Linked DNA regions of Homo sapiens: all the other regions are linked to region 1. A link is a loop called in an ENCODE intact Hi-C map of the cell type or tissue named here. Cell type or tissue: dorsolateral prefrontal cortex. All regions are shown on one strand.

Region 1 (8,000 bases):
TTCCAGCAGAGGTTTCTGCTCCACAGCAGGCCACTTGCAGGGTGCTGGTGAAACTCACCCACCAAACTGGTTGTTGGCTCATCCCTGAATGCTGTGTTCCAACAGCAGCACCAGTGATGCAATCAGCAGAACTGAGCTCGTGGGTGGAGCCGTGGGGAGGAGTTGAGCAGGGAGAGAGGTAGCACCCTGGGCCCCTGCCCAGACTGTGGGGTATTAGGAATAAAGGTGTGGGTAAAGAGGGCTTCAGAGAGACTTTTGTTTGTTTGTTTGTTTGTTTGTTTTGAGACAGAGTCTCACTCTGTTGTCCAGGCAGGAGTGCAGTGGCACAATCTTGGCACACTGCAACCTGTGCCTCCCGGGCTCAAGCAATTCTCCTGCCTCAGCCTCCCAAGTAGCTGGGATTACAGGCGCCCGCTACCATGCCCTAATTTTTGTATTTTTAGTAGAGACGGGGTTTTGCCATGTTGGCCAGGCTGGTCTCAAACTCCCGACCTTAAGTGATCCGCCCACCTCGGGATTACAGGTGTGAGCCACTGTGCCCAGCCCATACTCTTTTTTAAATTCCAAAAGCTAACCTCCACTAGGAAAGCCAAGCACAAGTCCAAGGCTTTTTTCAGACTTTCATGCCTGCCCTTTTCACCTGAAGAAGCTGGCCTATTACAGGCCAACAGGAGACACAGCAAAAGGCACAGGGCTCATCTCTGCAGAGACCCTCCGAGTCCCAAGGAGAAGAGGCCCCGCTAAGGCTCCTCAGGGAGGTTTACTATCTAACCCTATTTATGTCTGCTCCTCATTCATTCATTCATTCCACAAACATTCACAGGGGAACTACTATACACCAGATAAGACTCTGGACGGGAAAATGACAGCTTAGCTGTTCATACCTCCGTCCCTCAAGCTGTTTCACTAGTCAGTTTCTTTATCTGTCCAATGGAGGAAACCGGGTTTATGGGAAGATGCAATGAGATAATGGACATGCCTGACACAGACTAAGTGTCTAAGAAACGTAAACTATTTTTATGGTAGTAGAAGCAAGATTGCCTGTGACGCTGTATATCTTTCATTTGCCTCTTCAGGTACATTTCTCCTTTTCCATGCTGCACTGCACCCTGGAATTGGCCTGTATGCGCTGCATCGAGATGCTCTTGCCCTCTGACTGCCAGCTGGGTTTGGTCCATGTGGAGCCTGGAATCAAAACCAGAGGGAGAAGGTGGGGACAGGGTTTATGGTTTTTATTCCTCCAAGTCCCTTTTTGAGCTCCTTGACTTAAAGTCCCAGCTCTAGTGAGATCGCCCTCCACACAACCTGCCTCCAGGTGCAGAGGTGGTAAGATCCCACTGTCACCAGCCCCAGAATATTCCACATTCCATAGCAGTTTCCCTATATCCTGCCTCAAAGCCCCCACTTTAAATGTCCCCAATTTAATCTGTTTTCTGCTGGATCCTGACTAATACAAAGAGTGTAGAGAACAAGGGCAGGCCTGGGAATCGGGAGACCTGAATTTAAGTCTCATCTTTGCCACCAGCTCCCTCCGTGACCCTGGGCCACATTTTTCCATTTCCAGGCCTCAAACTTCCTCAATTTTAAAATGAGTGGGTTGGGTCCGGACACAGGGCCTCATGCTTGTAATCCCAGCCCTTTGGGAGGCGGAGACAGGGGTATTGCTTGAGGCCAGGAGTTTAAGTCTGGACAACATCGTGAGACCCTGTCTCTAAAAAAAAATATATATATCTATATATATAGATATATAATAGACATATATAGTATCTATATAGATATATAGACACATATATAGTGTATATAAAGATATATAGACATATATAGATATATATAGACATATATAGACATATATATAGACCTATATAGACTATATATAGACATATATATAGACCTATATATATAGACTATATATATAGACATATATATAGGCCTATACATAGACTATATATATAGACCTATACATATAGACACAGACTATATATATAGACCTATATATAGACATACAGACTATATATAGACATATATAAGACCTATATATAGACATATATAAGACCTATATATAGACATATATAAGACCTATATATATAGACATATATAGACCTATATATATAGACATATATATAGACCTATATGCATATAGACATATATATACCTATATATAGACCAATATAGACCTATATATATAGACCAATATAGACCTATATATATATAGACCTATATATATAGACCTATATATATATAGACATATATATAGACACACATACACACACACAAATGAGTAGGCTGGACTATATGGCTCTTTCATGATCCAATTCCCTGCCACTTCTAGGTGTTAAGTTACAGGAGGAGGACACAGATGAGAATAAAAGCTCCCTAGTGAATACGGCAATGATGGCCAGGTTGGCCACTAAGCAGCTCTCCCCACTCTCCACCATTGTATCAGCTCATTCTTACCCAGAAGTCACCTAACTCCTTTCCAAGGACTTTCCTTCTCTTCTCAGGCCATCAGGGTACCAGATGTCTAAATGATCTCCACTCCAAAGCAACAGCCAAGAAAACCCAGGAAATTAAAAATAAATTCCTTTTTCCTTTCAGTAACTCCCTGCCCAGCCCTGGGTTAGCTGGAGAGGTCCCTTCCCAGGTTCCAGTATACCCAGGGGGCCAAACAGGGAAGCCGTTCCACACTGACACCAAAACACTCTCACAGGGAGTGATCTATCTCTGCCCTGGGAAATGCTGGGGACACAGCTGGCTTGCAGGGCAGAGGGAGTGACCTAAACCAGCATCCTGTCAGAAGACATGCAATGCCCTGCATTGAGATCCCTGTCACTGGGCAGGTTTCAAAGAGAGGCCAGGCAGGGTGCGGTTGCTCCTACCTGTAATCCCAGCACAGAGGCTGCAGCGGGAGAATCGCTTGAGATAAGACGTTTGAGACCAGCCTGGCGACAGAGCGAGAAGCCCAATTTATTTTATTTTATTTTTGAGACGGAGTTTCACTCTTGTTGCCCAAGCTGGAGTGTAGTAGCACGATCTGGGCTCACTGCAACCTCCACCTCCTGGGTTCAAGCGATCCTCCTGCCTCAGCCTCCTGAGTAGCTGGAATCACAGGCCTGTGCCTCCACACCCGGCTAATTTTGTATTTTTAGTAGACGGGTTTTACCATGTTGGTCAGACTGGTCTCGAACTCCCAATCTCAAGTGATCCACCTGCCTTCGCCTCCCTAAGTACTGGGATTACAGGCGTAAGCCACAGCGCCCGGTAAACTTTTTTTTGTTCGTTTTTGTGTTTAAGACAGAGTCTGGCCTTGTCAGGCAGGCTGGAGTGCAGTGGCTTGATCTCGGCTCACTGCAACCTCTGCCTCCCAGCTTCAAGCAATCCTCCTGCCTCAGCCTCCCGAGTAGCTGGGACTACAGGCGCCCGCCACCACGCCGGCTAATTTTTGTATTTTTAGTAGAGGGTTTCACCATATTGCCCAGGCTGGTCTGGAACTCCTGACTTTGTGATCCGCCCGCCTCAGCGTCTCAAAGCGCTGAGATTACAGGCTTGAGCCACCGCGCACGGCGTTAGCAAAAATTCTTTCAAATAAAAAATTAGCCAGGTGTAATGATGCACACCTGTAGTCCCAGCTACTGGGAAGGCTGCGGCAGGAGGATCGCTCGAGCCTGGGAGTTTTGAGATTGCAGTGAGCTGAGATCAGGCTACTGCACTCCAGCCCGGGCGACAGAGCGAGGCTCCGTCTCAAAAAAGATAAAAAAGTAAAAACCTAAATTAGCCGGGCATGGTGGCGCGCGCCTGTAATTCCAAGTACTCGGGAGGCTGAGGCGGGAGGATCACCCAAGCCCAGGGAGTTCGAGGTTGCAGTCTCAAAAAGAAAAAAGAGTAGAAAAGAGAGGAAGAAGGTAGGAAGGAAGGAAGGAAGGAAGGAAGGAAGGAAGGAAGGAAGGAGGAAGGAAGGGAGGGAGGGAGGGAGGGAAGAAAGAGAAGCTAATGACCACTTGATCCTCGTAAGGCCTTTTCAGTTCCTAAAATGACTGATTCAGGAAACCCCAAGAGCCACAAGAGTCATTCTATTCAGATGATGACCCTCCCTGACCCTCCTGGTTTCTGGAGTTTTCATTCGCTAAGGGCTGCCCTTCGGTTTTCAATTACTGGCGGAGAGGGCGGTTCGTTTCTGGCGGGGAAGGGAGGTGACATTCCGGTAGGAGAATCTCCTAAAACTCGCATTTCCTGTTTGCCCTGGGCGCCGGCCTCAGGTGGAAACCTCACCCCGATAACTGAGGGCAGCAGTCGGCCTTGGGCGTTCTTCCGTCACCCAGGTCTCCAGAACCTCCCGGACTCAATGGCAAGTCACTGCACAAGTTCAGGGCCTTTTCGGTCCCGATCGAGGATCTGGAGATCTCGGGGCTTCCCGGTCGTCTGCCCCACAGCCCACGAGGCGGACCGACCTGCGGGGTGAGGCACCGGGAGCGCATGGCAGCCCCGGCCTCGGCCTCCTGGCGCCCTCCCAGCCACGCGGTGAATGCCTGAGAGGACAGAGGTTCGCGGCCCTCCCCATCCCACCGGCAGCGACCGCAAAGCCCGGGAGCTGAGTCCGCGGCGTGAAGCGGCGGAGGTCAGCAGCGAGGGGGCAGGGCCGGCGCTGGCGGCCACGGAGCTTGCGCGTCGCTGGGCTCGGAACCCAGGGACGCGAGCCAGCGCTGGGAGCTGGCGGAGAGACGGCTCTGCCATCCGGCTCAGGCAGTGGGCGCCCGCCCCGCCCCCAGCGCCCACGCGACTCCGGCCCCGAGGCTCTCCCGAGCGCAGCGTTCTGGAAGCGCCGCCGCTAAGCGTCTGCGTCTGCGCCTGCGCTGACCCCAGTCCCGGACTCGGTCCGAGGCGCGCAGCCCGGAGGGGGCGGGGCCGAGCCCGAAGGGAAGGCAGTGCGCATGCGCGGGGCGAGCCGGCCGGCACTGTCACAGCTGAGCGGCCGCGAGATCGGTCCCTGTCCGCAGGGTCGGGTAGTGGCCCCCTCGGGGACAGCGTGTGAGGATTCGGGCGCGAAGGACGGGGTCAGATTCAGCCAGGTGCCCACTTTCCCCACGGTCACGACCCTGGTCCAGAACTGCCCTGCCCCGGGCCTCAGTTTCCCCACTAAGGAGAGGAGGCGTGCCGGGGAAATCTGAGGCCCTCCCCAGCCGCGACCTTTTCCCTCAGACGAAGGAAGAGTGGTCGTACCCGGCCGCGATCACCGAAGCCTCCAGCCCTGTCCCCGCACGGATGCTGGAAGCCCGTCCACGCCGCGCGGGGAGTGGTGGCCCGGGTGCTCCTACGACCTGGGGGCCCTGTCACCGCGATCTTAATTGATTCCCAAAGGATCCAGAAAAGGGACACATTGGCGCCCGCCCAGGGCGGGCGGGGTCCCCCGGGCGGCCAGGCCGATGGGGTGGATGGGCTTCTGCTCGCGGCCGCCTTGTGGGGCGCTGGCATCGGATTGGAGTGGGGCAGCATCGGGGGAGGACAGAGACCCCACGCTCCCCCCAACGCAGCAGACCCAGGGGCAGGCCCTTGGCTCCTGCATGCCACGCTCCGGCCTCCCCATATCGCCCTAGCACCGCTGCCCGCTGGTCTTCCCTTCTCAGAAACCTGCAGTGGCCTCAGGCCTAGACTCCCTGGGCTTCCCCTGAAGGCCCAGTATTCCCTAATTCACCTCCTCTCACCTTGGCTGCTCTTCCATTCCCTTATCCCCGCCACACACAGCGGTCTTCCCTTGTCTGCGTCTGGGCGCCCTCGATCTTCCCGTGCTCCACCCCCCTAATCTGTGACCCACCAAACCTGCCCATCCCTCAAAGTGTAGCTAAAACTCCACTCCTTCCCCAACCAAACTCCATAGCCCCACAGTGTGTCTCAGTATTCTCTGAAGAGCCCTGAGGTTGTGTCAATTGATTCTTCTCAACAGAAGTAATCCATTACATAATTTATCAACTTATATGCATTGATCAGGCTTTGCAAATAATTACATTTGCAAATGAGAAAGACAGTCCTTTGCCAGACCCCTGTATCCTGATTTGCAATTGTGCGCTGTATCCCTTACTAGATGGCTACATCCCCCAGGGGAGAGACTATGCCTTAATATGCAGAATATCTAAATTTTTTTGGAATCGTGGTGGGAAAAAATTAAGAAGTTTGGAAAAAATGGAAATATAACATCTTTTTGCACTCTTCACAATACAAAATCTCATCTTTTAGTGGGTCTGAAAAATATACAGTGCACAATATGCTGTCAGCTCTAGATTACCGCAAATCAATGTGATGGAATAGAGTAGAAAGGATATTGGGATGGGTACGAAATTGGCCTTTTGGTGTGGTTTGTCTTGCATTAGCAGAGTGAACTCAGGCCGAACTCAGGCAAAACTGCACCTCTGTAGATGCAGTTTCCCCACATTAGATTTGGATTTAGGAATAAGAAATATCCCTGCCCCCATCTACTTTACAAGATCATGGTAAAGATCAAATATGAAATGGAGATGGAGTTAAGATTTTTTTAAAGTATTTTTTTGTTCAGGAAATAATCCTCAGTAAATTTTCTAATGAAAATTACTTTATATATATATATATGTGTGTGTGTATATATATGTATATATATAATTTTTTTTTTTTTTGAGACGGAGTCTCACTCTGTCACCCAGGCTGGAGTGCAGTGGCGCCATCTCGGCTCACTGCAAGCTCCGCCTCCCAGGTTCACGCCATTCTCCTGCCTCAGCCTCCCAAGCAGCTGGGACTACAGGCACCCGCCACCACACCCGGCTAATTTTTTTTTTTATATATATTTAGTAGAGACGGGGTTTCACCGTGTTAGCCAGGGTGGTCTCAATCTCCTGACCTCATGATCCACCCGCCTCGGCCTCCCAAAGTGCTGGGATTACAGGCGTGAGCCACTGCGCCCAGCAAATTTTTTATATATTTTATATATAAAAAATATAAAATATATATAGATATATATAGAGATATATAATATATATATATTTTTTTTTGAGACAGAGTTTCGCTCTGTCGCCCAGGCTGTAATGCAGTGGCGCGATCTCAGCTCACTGCAATCTCCACCTCCCAGGCTTAAGCGATTCTCATGCTTCAGCCTACAAGTAGCTGGGACCACCGGCATGCACCACCACGCCCAGCTAATTTTTGTATTTTTGGTAGAGACGGGGTTTCGTCATGTTGGCCAGGCTGGTCAGCATTCTACAGACAACCTCATGTCACATCACACTACTCTCAGTTTCTATTTGTTTTGTTTTTTAACGGAGACAGGTTCTTGCTCTGTTTCCCAGGCTGGAGTGCAGTGGTGGGATCATGGCTCACTGCAGCCTCTACCTCCTGGGCTCAAGCGATCCTCCAACCTCAGCCACCTGAGTAGCTGGGACTACAGGCACATGCCACCACACCCAGCTAATTTTGTTGTTGTTGTTGTAGAGAGGAGGTCTCACTATGTTTCCCAGGCCAGTCTTGAACTCCTGTCCTCAAATGACCTTCCCACCTTGGCTTCCTAAAGTGTTAGGATTACAGGTGTGAGCCACCTAGCCCAGCCAGTTTGTTTTTCTAATGCTTTTTTATTGCCTTTACTTTCTTCTAAAGAAAAATGATCTGAGGTGAGAGGATCACTTGAGCCCAGGGGTTTGAGACTAGCCGGGGCAAGATGACAAGATCCCATCTCTCTAAAAAAAAAAACACTCAGCCTGGAGTGTAGTGGTGCCATCTCAGCTCACTGCAACCTCTGCCTCCTGGGTTCAAGCAATTCTCCTACCTCGGCCTCCCAAGTAGCTGGGATGACAGGCACCCTCCGCAATGCCTGGCTAATTTCTGTATTTTTAGTAGAGACTGGGTTTCACCATGTTGACCAGGCTGGTCTTGAACTCATGATCTCAAGTGATCTGCCCACCTCGGCCTCCCAAAGTGCTAGGATTGCAGGCATGAGCCACCGCACCCAGCCAAAAAAAAAACCTTTTTTAATTAGCTGGGTGTGGTGA
Region 2 (8,000 bases), 130 kb before region 1:
ATGGTATCAGGAAATCGTAATCCTGGCTCAGAAAGGTTTTAAATACAGGGAAGCAGAAGGCTGGGGCAGCAAAGGACACTACTAAGAGCAAGCGACTCACAGGGCTCACCCGGAAGGCATTACAAACTGGAATTCCTAAAAGAGTGGTTGCCAAGCTCACCCAGAAGAGGAGGTCCCACTGGTCCCTGAGTCTGCTCCAAACGGCCACGCACAGCGTGGGCATCCTCTCCCCTGCTTTCCATTGCTGTACAGAACCTGACCTGGGACCAGAGAGAAGAGGGTCCAGGGAAATGCTGCTGAAGGCTTCGTCTCTGCAGTGGAGAGAAAGTCGGAAGGGGCAGCACCCACCCCTAGCTGCCCATAGATGACCAGGCACAGGCACCCACCACCGACACTGGCACAATCCCCCAACATGTTCTCAGACCAGACCAAGACCCTAGCCGAGCCCAAGGATGCTGGCTAATCAAATAGTAAACACCTTTGGCCAGATTATCCTTAAAAAGTCTCTGGAATGTCACCTTCAGTCTCTGTAGTCTACTTTCTAACATACTTCTGAGCCGAAACCACGTGAAAAGATTTTTCTTCTGACTACAAGGCAGAACAATAAAAGTGACCCTCTGAGTCAAAAACACCACATGAAACTCACCTCCCGCCTCCAACCCATCCCTTCCGCATCCTTCATGTCCACCGTCCCTTTACCAACAACCAGCTGATTCTTCCAGACTTCAAAATCTTTCAGATTAACCCAGAAATATCGATAAGGGAGGCCTTTTTCTTAGCTTATGTTGTATATGTTTTTCTGTTTAGGCTACTGCTATAAAGAACTATCCACCAGCCTGGGCAACAAGGTAAGACCGACCCTGTTTCTACAAAAAATACAAAAGTAGACGGGCATGATGGTGTACACCTGTAGTCCCTGCTACTCAGGAAGCTAGGGTGGGAGGACTGCTTGAACCCAGGAGTTAGTGGCTGCAGTGAGCCGAGATCACACCACTATACTCCAGCCTGGGTGACAGAGTGAGACTGTGTCTCAAAAAAAAAAAAAGAACTATCCCGAGAGTCCACTGTTGGGGGCCGAAGTGGGGGTGGGGACCCTTGGCTGCCATGTTCCTGGGCCAGGAACATGGACTGGATGGCCTGCATGTCAGAAGACTGGTGACATACAAGGGTCAATAAATAAAAACAGTTAATATGATAAGAGCTGTTACTGTTATTGTTAGAAAAGAGGGGCACAGCCAAGGAAAGGGGAGAAAGCTGAAACAAACCATTTGACTTGGATGGTATCATGATTTTTATATGAGATGAATGGATACATAGATACGAGCGGGACAGATGGATACAAAGAACTACAAACGCATGTGTGCCCGTGTGTGTATGTACAAACATATGTGTACGTGTAGGGAAGTACATGCATATGTTTAATTTCCTAGCTATGCCAGGCGCGGTGGCTCATGCCTGTAATCCCAGCACTCTGGGAAGCCAAGATGGATGGGTCACCTGAGGTCAGGAGTTTGAGACCCAGCCTGACCAACATGGTGAAACCCCGTCTCTACTAAAAATACAAAATTAGCCGGACGTGGTGGCGCATGCCTGTAATCCCAGCTACTAGGGAGGCTGAGGCAGGAGAACTGCTTGAACCGGGAGGCAGAGGTTGCGGTGAGCCAAGTTCCTGCCACTGCATGCCAGTCTTGGCAACAAGAGTGAAACTCCGTCTCAAAAAAAAAAAAAAAAAAAAAAAATTCCTAACTACGCTGCTTGAGAAGTCCTTGTAGCCGTAATAGCCCAGTAGCGTGAACACACCTAATACTTAGATCCTGGTTTCTAAAAACCACTTTCTACTAAAAGGAACCAGGGCTTATTGGAGAAATGGCTGATTCCAGGGCTGGAGCAAGGAAAGTTCCGGGTGAGCCTAGAACCAAGAACTAAACATGTGGCCGGGAGCAGTGGCTCACACCTGTCATCCCAGCACTTTGGGAGGACGAGGCAGGCAGATCACCTGAGGTTACAAGTTGGAGATCAGCCTGGCCAACATGGTGAAACCCCATCTCTACTAAATATACAAAAATTAGCTGGGTGTGGTGGCGCACGCCTGTAATCCCAGCTACATGGGAGGCTGAGGCAGGAGAATTGCATGGACCCAGGAGGCAGAGGTTTCAGTGAGCCATGATCACGCCATTGCACTCCAGCCGGGGCAACAGAGTGAGATTCCATCTCAAAAAAAACAAAAACAAAAACGAAAAAACCTGGCCAGGCATGGTGGCTCTCACCTGTAATCCCAACACTTTGGGAGGCTGAGGCAGGCAGATCACGAGGTCAGGGGATTGAGACCATCCTGGTTAACACAGTGAAACCCCGTCTCTACTAAAAATACAAAAATTAGCCGGGCGTGGTGGCGGGCGCCTGTAGTCCCAGCTACTCGGGAGACTGAGGCGGGAGAATGGCGTGAACCCGGGAGGCGGAGCTTGCAATGAGCAGAGATCACGCCACTGAACTCCCACCTGGGCAACAGAGCAAGACTCCATCTAAAAAAAAAAAAAAAAGAAGAAGAAGTAAAGATGTGCTCAAAGAATGACATGAACACATCAAAAGAACACAGGGGCCAGCTTGGAGGCGCTGCTTTTGGCCAAATCTGGGACAATCTGGGTATCGAAGCAAATGATAATGGTAATGAATTATAACCCAATGGGTAAAATAGGAGTCTATGAGTGTATTGATAGGAAGGAGAGAAAGACAGCAGGCAAGCTCCAGCTTGCAGTGGAATGCCAACTAATCAATGCAAAAGAAACAATGCAACTAGAAACATCACCATTTGGCAATGCTCATACTAATTCCCTCAGGCAAGAATCATCCCAGGATGCTAAAACAAATGGGCAAAAAGCTTAATGAGAAACAGGATATTTTCCGAGTCCCCAAAAAATCTCCCCACCAGAAACAGTACTTTTTAACTGATAATTACAAAATACCAACAAATTAATTTTACAGTGGAGAAACCTGGTAGACACCACCTCAACCAAATGATAAGTTAACTTCTCCAGAAATGGGACTGATCAGACCTGTGTGCGTTCCTGTCGTGACAACCCTGCAGGGACTCTCCTGCCAGGAACCTACCACCTGATTCTCATCATGAAGGAATATGAGACCAGCCCAAACCGAGGGACATTCTACAAAGTAACTGGCCTGTTCTCTTAAAAAAATGTCAAGGTCGTGAAAGACAGAGACGAAGGAACAGCCCCAGATTGAAGGAGACTCGAGAGCCATTGACACAGACGGCGCCTGTGGTCCTGGGCGGGCTCCGGGGCCTCTGCATTTGGTGGCATGGTGTGACAGTGCCCACGTCCTGATTTGGGCAGGTCGGTGCAGGCTATCCGGGACAGCGTCCTTGTTTTTAGGAAACCCACACAGGAGAATCTAGAGGCACTCTCTGCAGTCTATTCTCAAATTATTCCGGAAAAAAGGGATGTGTGTATGTGGAGAGACAGACAGACAAACATGTCGGAATGTTAATTCAGGGAATCTGGGTGAAGAGTATTTGGGAATTCTTTATACTGTTTGGGAGCATCTCTGTAAATTTAAACTTACTTCAAAATTAGAATATAACGCCACCAAAACCCCCTCTATCACTCACTCCGCATTCCTAGATAACAACTAGTGTGGAATTCTGTTCTTTGAATCACTAGATATCAACTAGCGTGTAACTCTGTTGTTTGAAGCCACCTGGTTTGAGGTACTTTGGTACAGTAGCCCTAGGAAATAAATATGCTACTCAAAGAATATTGAATGTGGCTTTTTCTACAATACTAAAATCTGACCTACCATGTTAACTTAGTAAGGCAAACTGCTGGGGCGGGGTCCCGTTTCAGCCGAACGCATCTGACAATGCCTTAAGTCACACATTGCATAATCACAAGTTGCTTCTTGACATGAGCGGCTCTTCAAGTGCACGGGGAACAACAGATTCTTTGTCAGGGACTCACAAGAGTCACATGCTGTTATTCTTTTCTCCTTAAGAGACAAACTGATTTTTTAATCACTGAGAGCCTATTACATGCGTGGCATAGTTTTAAGATGTTTTGACATGTCACACGTAAACGATAGTAAACATGTCTTGGAAGAGGGGCTAAGATGTGGGACGAACGTGATTATTCAATGGGCATGCGCTTCCGGCCACGCATCACACGCACATACACCAGCGCGGTTATCCATAACTCTACCATTTCAAGTGAGCCGCAAGAGACTGTAAATCGCAGTGAAGTGGGCCGTCAGGCAATGATTACTAAATAAGCATGGGAAACATCTAAGATTAACAGTGAAGAGAGAAGATGCGTTTGGAATGGAATCCTGGAGACAGTTAAGTTACCAGGTGCTTTCACAGTCGTTTTTTCAAATTCAGTCACTGAGACATAAAATAATATTGATCTTTGAGAAGAGCTCTCGACGGAAACAGCAGTTGGCAGTGTCCCCAGAGCACTTGCCCTTCCTCTGGAGCGCTTCACGTGCGAGCCCGCCGTCTATTTATAACAGTTGGGCACTTGTCGCCACAATGGCTGATTGTGTGGCCCAGCTGTCTGTGTCTATCAAGAAGGGCAGGAGTGGACAGCCTGCACTTTGATGTTTCCCTTTTTTGGAGACTGAAAATAACATTTTTAAAAAACTGCCAACCGGCAAGGTCACAAAATATTTTTGGATGGCACGGGGACCCGATTGCAAAGCTGTGGTTCACATCAGATGCGGAGGCCTGGGACGCAGCCAGTGAGCCCCATTGCACAATATCCTGCTCATGCCAACTTCAAAAGTTATTTGCCTCGGAGAGCTCCCAGACGACTCTTTCTCGGTAATAAAACACAGCATTTTAGAAATTTGCAAGGGTCTTCTGGATAGGGCATTACCCAGAGGAGCAAGGATTTCCCTGGCCACTCTGGTTACAGTTGCAACCAGCAGCCCCAGGCCTCTTGCCACCCTTGCCCCGCCCCACCCCACATCCCTCACCCCCACTCCACAAACTCCTGCCCTTCCCTGATGAGCTCTCAAGCACTTACCAGCGACACGCTACATATTTTTCTAATGCATGTGTCAATTTCTTGACTCGCCCATTCTATTATAGATGGCTCACGAAAGCAGGATTAGCGTCTGTTTTGTTCACTGATGCAACCACAGAGCCGAGAATAGTGCCTGGCTCACAATATTTACTGAGTGCATACTTGTGGAATTAATTAATTTAAATAGCAGAGACAATGGGATCAGGAAACACATGGAAATACCGATGACCAGTATTAGATGTCAGGGTTCTGTCGCCCTTCCCTCCGCCCCCGACGAAGATCCCAGCTTTGTTTACATATTTGTGGTGCACAAAAATAGAAATGGACTAAACAAAATTCCCGATTTTCCCAAACTGTGGTGGATTGCAGAAACCAAGACTTCGCAGGGCTCGGTTCTGAAATGATTTTCACTCAAACCATCTTCCTGAAACTCTTCCTATTACTCTCTGCCCATTTCGCAAACCTTCTTGCTGGAGGTATTAGATACGGGAAGCACCTGTAGTAATCAACAAGTATGGCTCTGATTAAATGGATTTTTTTCTTTTTTTTTTTTTGAGACGGACTCTCGCTCTGTCACCCAGGCTGGAGTGCAGTGGCACAATCTCGGCTCACTGCAAGCTACGCCTCCCGGGTTCAAGCAATTCTCCTGCTTCAGCCTCCCGAGTAGCTGGGACTACAGGTGCCCGCCACCATGCCCGGCTAATTTTGTATTGTTAGTAGAGACGGGTTTCACTGTGTTAGCCAGGATGGTCTAAATCTCCTGACCTCGTGATCCACCTGCCTCGACCTCCCAAAGTGCTGGGATTACAGGTGTGAGCCACTGTGCCCAGCCGAAATGGATATTTTGAAAATCATCAAGTTATACAAAAGAATCCCACATGCTGTACAACACCACTCGAGATTTTAGGGTTTTTGCGGGTTTTACATCAGTAGATCATGAAACCCTGACTCTTTAATTATTATGTAAATGAAATTCAACAACACACTCACACCTCAAAAACTCTGGAAGGTCAGAAAGAGGCAGAGAGCAGGGCCCCCGCGGAAGGGGAGGCACACAAGGCAGACAGAGGCAGAGGAGGTGGGAGTACAGGCCCCAGCACTGTGGTAGCCAACAGCAGAGCCATTCTTCCACACCGGGAAGGGCCCCCAGGCCTCAGGAAGCCAGCTCTATTCAGCAGATTTCACAAGTGAAAAAGCCTTTTTAGATGTCTTTTGGGGTCAGGCGTGGTGGCTTACACCTGTAATCCCAGTACTTTGGGAGGCTGAGGCGAGCAGATCACTTGAGGTCAGGAGTTCAAGACCAACCTGGCCAACATGGTGAAACCCTGTCTCTACTAAACATACAAAAAATTAGCTGGGCATAGTGGCACACACCTATAATCCCAGCTACTCGGGAGGCTGAGACAGGAGAATTGCTTGAACCCAGGAGGTAGAGGTTGCAGTGAGTCAAGATCAGGCCATTGTACTCCAGCCTGGGCAGCAGAGCAAGACTCTGTCTCAAAAAGGAAAAAAAAAAAGGCCAGACGCGGTGGCTCACACCTACAATCCCAGCACTTTGGGAGGCCGGGGTGGGGGGATCACGAGGTCAGGAGATCGAGACCATCCCGGCTAACACGGTGAAACCCCGTCTCTACTAAAAATACAAAAAAATTAGCCAGGCGTGGCGCCGGGCGCCTGTAGTCCCAGCTACTTGGGAGGCTGAGGCAGGAGAACGGCATGAACCCAGAAGGCAGAGCTTGCAGTGAGCCGAGATGGTGCCACTGCACTCCAGCGTGGGCGACAGAGCGAGGATCCGTTTCAAAAAAAAAAAAAGATACCTTTTGGGAACAATTCCCCAGCAGAACAAAGGTGCCACTTCTAAGTATGAGGAATTCCTTATCAAAGATGCCTGAGCCTGCAAGACAGCTCCCACAAGTACAAGCGCTGCAACGACTGGGTGACTGCGCGTCTCTGGCAAGCGGTTTTGAAGCCACTTCCTTAGCTCCCATAGACAGGCAGTGCTGGAAACACACATGCAGGGAGCTCCCAGCCGGTGTTGTGCGATACAGAACCCGAAAGCTGCGCCCTCCCCGCAAGGAGGTTGTCTATAGAAAATTCTGTGACATCAGGATTCTTCAATAATCTCTTCAACATCAGCTCTCAACATATTTATAGAAGATCTCCAGGCCCAGCAGTTTTCCTACCTGTGCAAAATGCTGTGGCTTCAAAGTAATGTTTTGTTGTGTTTTGTTTTGTTTTTGAGACGAGTCTCACTCTGTCATCCAGGCTGGAGTGCAGTGATGCAATCTCAGCTCACTGTAACCTCCGCTCCCGGGCTCCAGGGATTCTCCTGCCTCAGCCTCCCAAGTAGCTGGGACGATAGGCGTGCACCACCACACTTAGGTAATTTTTGTATTTTTAGTAGAGATGGTGTTTCACCATGTTGGCCAGGCTGGTCTGAAAATGCTGACCTCAAGTGATCCACCCACCTCGGCCTCCCAGAGTGCTGGGATTACAGCCGTGAGCCACCACACCCAGCCAAAGTAAATTTAAAAGGGGCTTTCGTCCTCCTAGGAGTCAGAATCAGTCCTCACTGTAAGAAGCAGAATTCTAACCTCAAAACTGGTCTCCTGGGAACACTGGAAAGCAGTGCGTGATCCGAAGGGGCAGAAATGACTGACACTCTCAAATTCCCCTCTGCATCATGGGCACTCAGCACTGTGCCTAGTGCATAGTAAGACTTCAACAAATATGTGCTGTTGTTATAATTCGGCATGACGATGGAGGTGCAGAGGTTTACCTGTGTTTTTATTATCTCTGGTTGACAAGGCGGCCACACCCAGGTTGCCTGTTCTGAAGCTGTCTCAAGACAGTGACCATCACCCAGGCTGAGGTCCAGGATGATGTGAGTGCAAATTGCTAAAGCTCTCCTTCAGGTGCCAGGCCTGCCATGACACATGGCGAGTCCTAGCAGAGGTCAGACCA
Region 3 (8,000 bases), 220 kb after region 1:
AGGCCATGAAGAGATATTTGCACACCCATGTTCATAGCAGCACTACTCGCAATAGCCAAGAAGTGGAAACAACCCAAGATCTACTGATGGATAAATGGATAAACAAAATGTGGTCTGCGCATACTATGCAGTCTTCAAAGGCAAGGAAATCCTACTGCACGCCACGAGTAACCCTTGACGATGCAGCATTTCATTATGCTCAGAGAAATAAGTCAGCCCCAAAAGAGCAAATAGTATATGATTCCACTTATGTGGGGCATCTAAAGTAGTCAAATTATAGACACAGAAAATTATAGACACAGAAAGTGGAATGCCAATTCCTAGGGGCCGGGAGGTAGGGCAAAGGGGAACTGCTGTTTAATGGGTATAGAGTTTCAGTTCTGCAAGATGAGAAAATTCTCAAATCTGTTTCACAACAGTGTAAATATACTTAACACTACTGAACTGTACACTTAAAAATGGTTAAGATGGTGAATTTTGGCACTTTGGGAGGTCAAGGCGGGAGGATCATTTGAGCCCAGGAGTTTGAGACCAGCCTAGGCAACACAGTGAGATCCCTGTCGCTACAGAAAATTTAAAAAGTAGCTGGGCGTGGTGGCACGTGCTAGTAGTCCCAGCTACTCAGGAGTCTGAGGTGGGAGGACTGCTTGAGCCTTAGAGTTTGAGGCTGCAGCAAGCTAAAAAAAAAAGAAGAAGGTAAATTTTATGATATGTGTTTTCTTACCACAATTTAAAAAAATAGCTATTAGCCCACAAAAATACATTGCTAAGTTAAAGAAGCCAATCTGAAAAGCTACATACTACATACCATATAATTCCAACTATATGACATTCTGGAAAAGTCCAACATACAGACAATGAAAAGATCAGTGCTTGGCAGTGATCTGGGAGGAGGGCGGAAGGGATGAACAGGTGGAACCCAGGGGATGTTAAGAGCAGTGAAACTACTCCGTATAGTGGTTACATTATGTCATGCATTTATCACAACCCATAGAACATACAACACAGACTGACCCCTCATGTAAACTGTGAGCTTTAGTTAATAATAATGTATCAGGCTGGGTATGGTGGCTCAGGCCTATAATCCCAGCACTTCGGGAGGCTGAGGTGGGTGGATCACTTGAGGTCAGAAGTTTGAGACCAGCCTGGTCAACAAGGTGAAACCCCATCTCTAAAAATACAAAAAAATTAGGCCAGGCATGGTGGCTCACACCTGTAATCCCAGCACTTTGGGAGGCCGAGGTGGGTGGATCACCTGATGTCAGGAGTTCGAGATCAGCCTGACCAACATGGAGAAACCCCGTCTCTACTAAAAATACAAAATTAGCTGGGTGTGGTGGCACATGCCTGTAATCCCAGCTACTCGGGACGGGGAGGCAGGAGAATCACTTGAATCTGGGAGGCAGAGGTTGCGGTGAGCTGAGATCGTGCCATTGCGCTCCAGCCTGGGCAACAAGAGTGAGACTCTGTCTCAAAAACAAAAACAAAAACAAAAACAAAAAAACAAAAAGTAGCCGGGTGTGGTGGCACGTGCCTGTAGTCCTAACTACACAGGAGGCTGAGGCATGAGAATCACTTGAACCCAGAAGGCGGAGATTGCAGTGAGCTGAGATCGTGCCAATGCACTCCAGCAGTGCAATAATAATAATAATAATAATAATAATAATAATAATGTTTACCATTGGTTCCTCAATTGAAACAACGTACCACACTCACGCAGGATATTCATCACAGACACTGGGGGAGGAGGTAAGGAATATGGAAAATCCTTATACAACTTGCTCACTTTTTCTGTAAACTTAAAACTGTTCTCGAAAATAGTCCATCAACTAAAACAACCCAAAAAGAAATGCAGGGGAAAACCAAGTGAATTCCCGCTCCATGTGCAGCCCCTCCCTGAGAGATGAGTAGCCTCCCTGCTACTACCAAGTTCCAGGCTAAGTGCTGGACTCTGGGGCCTGGAGGTTGTCACGGGAAACCGCGGGGAAGAACTTAGACCTGGTCATGGAAGGACAAACAGAGCTTGTGCTGGGAAGGCAAAGGCATTCGAGGAAGGTAAAATAGCATGAGCAAAGAGGTGGAGAAAGGAACTTGCTGGTGTGTGGCGTTGGGGGAGGAGAGGCCACGTGAGGAGGCAGATGGTGGGAACCAAGGGGGCCGTGGGCACACGCATGGCTGGCAGAGGCGGGGGCCTGTCTGGAGAGGGCCTCAAAAGCCAGGTCTCCCTGGTCTGCCTCAGCAGGGCCCTGGTTTTATGCCGCTCCTGGCAAAGCCCTGCCAGCTGCAGTTTACCAAGCACCTGCTGCGTGCCAGGCGGGCACCAGGTACAGTCCAGGGACTGGCTCTTAAAACTCCACTACTCCACACCTCGGATTCAGAGGGATGGCGAGGGACAGAGAGAGGAGGATGAGAGACAGAAGACAGAGACCAGAGAGAGAACAGCGAGGGACAGCAAGGGATGAGAGAGGACAGAGTGGGACAGAAACAGAGCACAATGACAGAGCGGGCCAGAGAGAGCAAGTAGAGATCAAGGACAGATACAGGGGACAGCAGGAGACAGGCAGGACACGAGCGACAGCAAGCGACAGAGGCTCTCAGGAGATGAAGGGCAGGACACGACATCCAGCAGTCAGGGCTGCTCCTGCCCCACAGAGGTGCAGAGACCGACAGCCCGAGTCCAGATGCCAACACCACCACTGACCAGCTATGACGTGGGCAAGCCCCCGAGCCCCCTATGGTTTCTTTTTTTCCTTTTTTTTTTTTTTTGAGGTTTTAGTTTGTTTGTTTGTTTGTTTTGAGACAGAGTCTTGCTCTGTCGCCCAGGCTGGAGTGCAATGGTGTGATCTCGGCTCACCGCAACCTCCACCTCCCAGGTTCAAGTTATTCTCTTGCCACAGCCTCCCAAGTAGCTGGGATTACAGGTGCATGCCAACATGCCTGGCTAATTTTTGTATTTTTAGTAGAGGAGGGGTTTCACTATGTTGGCCAGGCTGGTCTTGAGCTCCTTACCTCAGGTGATCCGCCTGCTTGGCCTCCCAAAGTGCTGGGATTACAGGCGTGAGCCACTGCACCCGGCCAGTTTTGTTGTTGTTGTTGTTGTTGTTGTTTTTTAAGAGAGAGGGTCTTGCTCCATCGCCCAGGCTGGAGTGAAGTGGCTCAATCCGAGCTCACTTCAGCCTCGAACTCCTGGGCTCAAGCAATCTTCCTGCCTCAGCCTGGGACCACAGGCGCGTGCCACCATGCCTGTCTAATGTTTGCATTTTTTTTGTAGACATGGGGTTTCACCATGTTGCCCGGGCTGATCTTGAACTCCTGGGCTCAAGTGATCCTCCCACCTCGTCCTCCCAAAGTGCTGGGATGACAGGCGTGAGCCAGCGACCGGCCACCCGCCCAGCCCTGTGAACTGTGAGGATGCGGACAGCGCCACCCCTGGGCAGGGCTGGGCGCTGGGGCTAAGGGCGGAACTCACAGCACACACTCCATGAGGGCAGCTGGGCCACCCTCATGGAGGAGCTTAACGCGGGGTCCAAACCAGGGTTCAGAGTGGGCACTGAGGCTGCTCTGGCTCAGCGGAGAGGAACTGGGCTGCAGAGGCCGCGTCCTCCCCGGCTCATCAGGCTCAACCATGCCGGGAGTCAGGAGCGCAGCAGGCCGGAATGGGCCATCCGTGAGGAGAGCGCGCCCCCTAGCGGCCTCCTGCCCCTTCTCTCCCAGCTCGGGAGGCCCCTTCACCCAGTGGGAGTAGCTGAGAGGGAGCAGGAGGGGGCTTTGGTGGTCCTGGGAGGCAGACCTGCTCACACAGAGGCAGGACAGGAGTGGAAGCCAGGGGCACGGAGGCTTCCCCGCCAGGAAGGAGATGGGGCGGGGGTGGGGGCACACTCTGGTGGAAAGTCCCATGACCCCCCACCCCCATCCCCATCAGGCAGCCCGTGGCATGAGCAGCTCCAGTGCATAAACCCAGAGCCAGGTGCGGCTGCAAAGAGGGGCTCACGCTCGCTCCTGGTGTGGGGTGGGCCCATCCAGCAGCTCCAGCCACAGCTCAGGACAAGCCCTCGCTCTCTGCACACTCATGGGCATCACTGGCTGCCCTACCACAGTCAGGCCGCCCCCCACTCCCGGCTCCATACTGCCAGGGTTTCCAGTGTAGGATGCCCCCACCAGGACCCCGATGTACTCCCTTTACAGCAAAAGAAGGTGGCAGCCGACCCAGGGCTGAGGTACCCATTGGCCCTAGACTGTGCTGACAGGTGCGGCTTGGAGGCAATGCTGCGTCCCCGCAGGCGGAATTCCTAGGTCCAGGAACCAGGGAAGGAGGGGGAGTCGTTCCACTAAGCATCACTCCCACGACCCACTTAGGAAATGTGTGCTTCTCGTCCCTGCAACTTTAAGCTCTGGGTTTAGCGGGGGAAAACACATCCACTGGGGAAGCAGCAGGAGCTCCTCCGTCTGTGACTCCTATGACTCTTCCTGCAAGACACCAGTAAGCAAGGAGAAGAGTGGCCAAGCCGGTGGCCCATGGGGCTGCTCACTGTCCTTCCCTACACAACTGTGATAGTAAATAGGGCTCGGACCCCCAGGAGGAGGGCCTGGACCACCACACCTGTGACAGAGGGGCAGAGACAGTTTCTCAAAGAAAGATGTCACGGTCCCAAGGCAGCCATCCCTGAGTCCTGCTGAGACTACCCAGGCCATCCCCTCTGCCTGGGACGCCCGTCCCCTCCTTCTCAGCCAGGGCTCATCCCTCAAGGACCGGCCTCGAGCTCACTCTGCCTGGGAAGCCGTCCCCAGCAGGGTTAGGTCAAAGCACGCATACCAGGTCTCCCCAGAAGGGGCTCCCTGGGGGCCTTATTGGCCCCCAGAGCTTAGGCCAGTCTCTCAGGACTCTCTGCTCAACGCACACCACAGAGGAAAAACTGATCAAGACTGGGAGATGCGGCTTCCACAAAAGCAGAGTACAGAAAAGAAAGTTAGACTAGGGTCCCTCCAAGTATGCAGAGCCCTGGGGCGGAATGCTCAGGTCTGGTAGGCCTCCCTGCCCTGCTAGCTCCTGTTCGGCTCCATTCCCAGGCCTCTCAGCCATTCTTCATGTGTCTTCAGGCTCGGCACACCTCCAGAAGGGCCCTGATGGGTGCCCTCATTCCCAGCAACCCCGACAGGTCTTCAGAGACCCTTGGTGGTACCCACGGCCGCCTCCCTGGGGAAGCCCTTTGGCCCTGGTTTCAGGCTCCAGCCTGGTCCTGGCTTTCCTCCTCCCACCTCCTCCCCTGCAGGCTCTTCTCATCCCCTCCTGGGGGCAGCACTATGTGGTCAGCAAATCAAACAAACGGGACCTTTTCACCTGCAGCCGGATTCTGCTCAGAGCCCCTCTGGGCCCAGACTCCACTGACACCTCCAGGTACCGCCGGCAGCTCAGCAAGGCTGCAGCCACCCTGGAGCGGCTCTGCCTAGAACATTCACACCAGGTGCTCCTCTAGCGCCCCCTCTCTGCCACAGCACATCCCCGTCCCAGTGACAGGCCTCTCCTACTGCCTCAGGACCGCCACGCCTCCCACCCAATCCTTCTCCAACACTTGGCTTCCTCCTCCCAAAGGTCTCCGCCACTCCCGGCAGAGAACAGCTCTCACCTCCCCGCAGGCTGCCACGCATCCCCCTGTAGACACTGCCCCTCCTGCCACACACTGTCCATGTGGTTCCAAATGCGAATCCGCTCCCCTCACTGCACCACCTGCCCTACTCTGGCCTTTAACACTTCATTGCCTTCCCATTACCCCTACGGCAACAGGCACAACCCTTACTCACCACCCAGCACCCGCCTGCCCCGCACCTGCCTGTCCTGGCCCCGATCCCTGCCTGAGGCCACGCGTCCCTGGCCTGTCCAACCAGCTCAAAGCACCATGTCCCTCTTGCAGAGCCCAGGTCACGGGTCCTCTTGTCTGTACTGTCCTCGACGGAAGTCACCTCCCCAGCAACTGGGGCCTGGCCCAGCACCTGCGGCCGAATGCTGCTTAACAAGAGTCTTGCAGAAAGGCTGGCGGTTCAGACAGACCAGACAGGCGGCCAGAGGAGGCTGCCTGAGGGTGGCGACATTAGGGCGCAAACCAGGGACCAGCGTGGGCTCTCATCTGACAGGGGCCTAGGCAAGGTAGGGGCTTCCAGATGTAGGTGAGCGGGGGTGTGAGGAGCAGCTAGGGGGCAGGGCACACAGATGACCATCCTGACCTCAGTGCTCCACTGCCTCCTAAACAACAAGCCTGGAAGGCCCAGCCCAGGGGGTCCCAGCCCAGGAGGCCTGCACAGAGCCCCACAGGGCATCCCCACCTGCCTGCTCACCTTGCACGCCGTGCCCACCAGGGCTCCATCTCGGCTCCAGACGGCGCTCTGCACCAGGTCCCCATGGGCTGCCAGCTCTGCAGAGAAGCAGTCACAGTCAGGTCCCGGGCAGTGAGGGCACCAGGGAAGTGGGTGGGGGCGGGCCTTGCTGGGGGGAACTCCCAGAGCAAAGGCAGCAGCTACGAGGGTCCTTTTCAGCCAAGGGGGCAAGGGCAGCAGCTTCTCCCAGACAGGCTTCCCCTGCACCACAGGCTGCTTCCTTCACCCCACCTTTGTGCAGCCGTACATCACTCAACTACCTTCCGAGGCTTCCCGCTCCTGGCCTGGCTCTCTCATCCCTCCCAGGCTCACTTCCAACATAGCTCCCCACCAACAGGGTCACTCCTGCCCTAAGCCTCTATTCCTGCCATCTATACTCTCCCTCGCTAGTGTGAGGTCTTAAAATACTTCTCTACATTCTCTGCAACTCCTGTTCCAGGTTAAATTGTGCTCCCCTAAAAAGATGGTGAAGTCCTAACCCCCACTACTTTTCGGAGGCTTGCTCTGTCACCCAGGCTGGAGTGCAGTGGTGCAATCTCAGCTCACTGCAATCTCCGCCTCCTGGGTTCCAGCAATTCTCCTGCCTCGGCTTCCCAGGTAGCTGGGATTATAGGCACCTGCCACCATGCCCAGCTAATTTTTGTATTTTTAGCAGGGACGGAATTTCACCATGTTGGCCAGGCTGGTCTCGAACTCCTAACCTCAAGTGATCCGCCCACCTCGGCCTCCCAAAGTGCTGGGATCACAGGCATGAGCCACCGTGCCCGGCCTATTATTATTTTTTGAGACAGCATCTCACTCTGTTGCCCAGGCTGGAATGCAGTGGTGTGATCATAGCTAACTGCAGCTTTCACCTCCTGGGTTCAAGTAATCCTCCCACCTCAGCCTCTTGAGTACCTGGGACACAGACAGGCACACGCCACCACGCCTGGCTGATTTTTTAATTTTTTGTAGAGATTGTGTCTCACTATGTTGCTCAGACTAATTCTCAAAATATTGGGCTCAAGCGATCCTCCCATTTTGGCATCCCAAAGTGCTGGGATTACAGGTGTGCGCCACGACGCCCATCCAAGAAGGTTTTTTTTTGGTTTTTTTGTTTTTTGTTTTTTGTTTTGAGATGGAGTCTTGCTCTTGTCCCCCAGGGTGGAGTGCAATGGCACGATCTCTCTTCGCTCTCCATAGCCACTGCAACCTCTGCCTCCTGGGTTCAGGCAATTCTCCTGCCTCAGCCTCCTGAGTAGCTGGGATTACAGGCACCCGCCACCACACCCAGCTAAGTTTTTGTATTTTTAGTAGAGACGCGGTTTCACTATGTTGGCCAGGCTAGTCTCGAACTCCTGACCTCGTGATCCACCCGCCTTGGCCTCCCAAAGTGCTGGGATTACAGGCGTGAGCCACCGCGCCCGGCCAAAGTTATTTTTTATTTTTATTTTTTTGAGACGGCATCTCACTCTGTCACCCAGGCTGGAGCGCAGTGGTGCAATCTCGGCTCACTGCAACCTCTGCCTCCTGGGTTGGAGCAATACTCTTGCCGCAGCCTTCTGAGTAGCTGGGATTACAGGTGTGTGCCACCACGCCCGGCTAATTTTTGTATATTTAGTAGAGACGGGGTTTTGCCATGTTGGCCAGGC

What was found. Hi-C counts contacts between places; a loop is a spot of excess contacts. Peaks named below come from ENCODE experiments on the same cell type or tissue, not always from the same donor. Only the 100,000 strongest peaks of a DNase experiment are listed, where the experiment ranks them.
Region 2: a loop joins it to region 1, with 4 times the contacts of the local background. A loop is called at or near these places in 2 of 110 quality-filtered maps.
Region 3: it touches region 1 in a loop (2.5-fold over the local background); 5 of 110 quality-filtered maps call a loop at or near these places.

Annotation. Positions count from the first base shown.
Region 1 is chr16:4,179,127-4,187,126 of GRCh38, forward strand. It overlaps LOC105371062 (a long non-coding RNA gene), which reads right to left and starts at 4,832. Exons shown (of 2, transcript NR_188654.1): 1 at 4,267-4,832; 2 at 991-1,185. RefSeq lists silencers at 33-235, 4,400-5,049, 5,060-5,129 and an enhancer at 4,702-4,996. In dorsolateral prefrontal cortex, a CTCF peak has its summit at 4,841 (motif pointing right); DNase peaks (open chromatin) are centred at 126 and 4,825; H3K4me3 peaks cover 1,859 bases; H3K27ac peaks cover 2,458 bases.
Region 2 is chr16:4,048,999-4,056,998 of GRCh38, forward strand. All of the region lies in intron 2 of ADCY9 (adenylate cyclase 9), which reads right to left. LOC124900373 (a long non-coding RNA gene) reads right to left here and starts at 5,622. Exons shown (of 2, transcript XR_007064957.1): 1 at 5,037-5,622; 2 at 1,274-4,823. In dorsolateral prefrontal cortex, a CTCF peak has its summit at 4,556; DNase peaks (open chromatin) are centred at 3,893 and 4,523; H3K4me3 peaks cover 1,644 bases; H3K27ac peaks cover 1,346 bases.
Region 3 is chr16:4,399,161-4,407,160 of GRCh38, forward strand. CORO7-PAM16 (CORO7-PAM16 readthrough) reads right to left here. Exons shown (of 31, transcript NM_001201479.2): 6 at 6,331-6,407. It overlaps CORO7 (coronin 7), which reads right to left. Exons shown (of 28, transcript NM_024535.5): 6 at 6,331-6,407. Among named protein-coding and RNA genes, the nearest start is that of CORO7, 13 kb to the right of the region's middle. RefSeq lists an enhancer at 2,845-3,581. In dorsolateral prefrontal cortex, CTCF peaks have their summits at 3,683 (motif pointing left), 3,883 and 5,450; DNase peaks (open chromatin) are centred at 3,661 and 5,481; H3K4me3 peaks cover 430 bases; H3K27ac peaks cover 1,903 bases.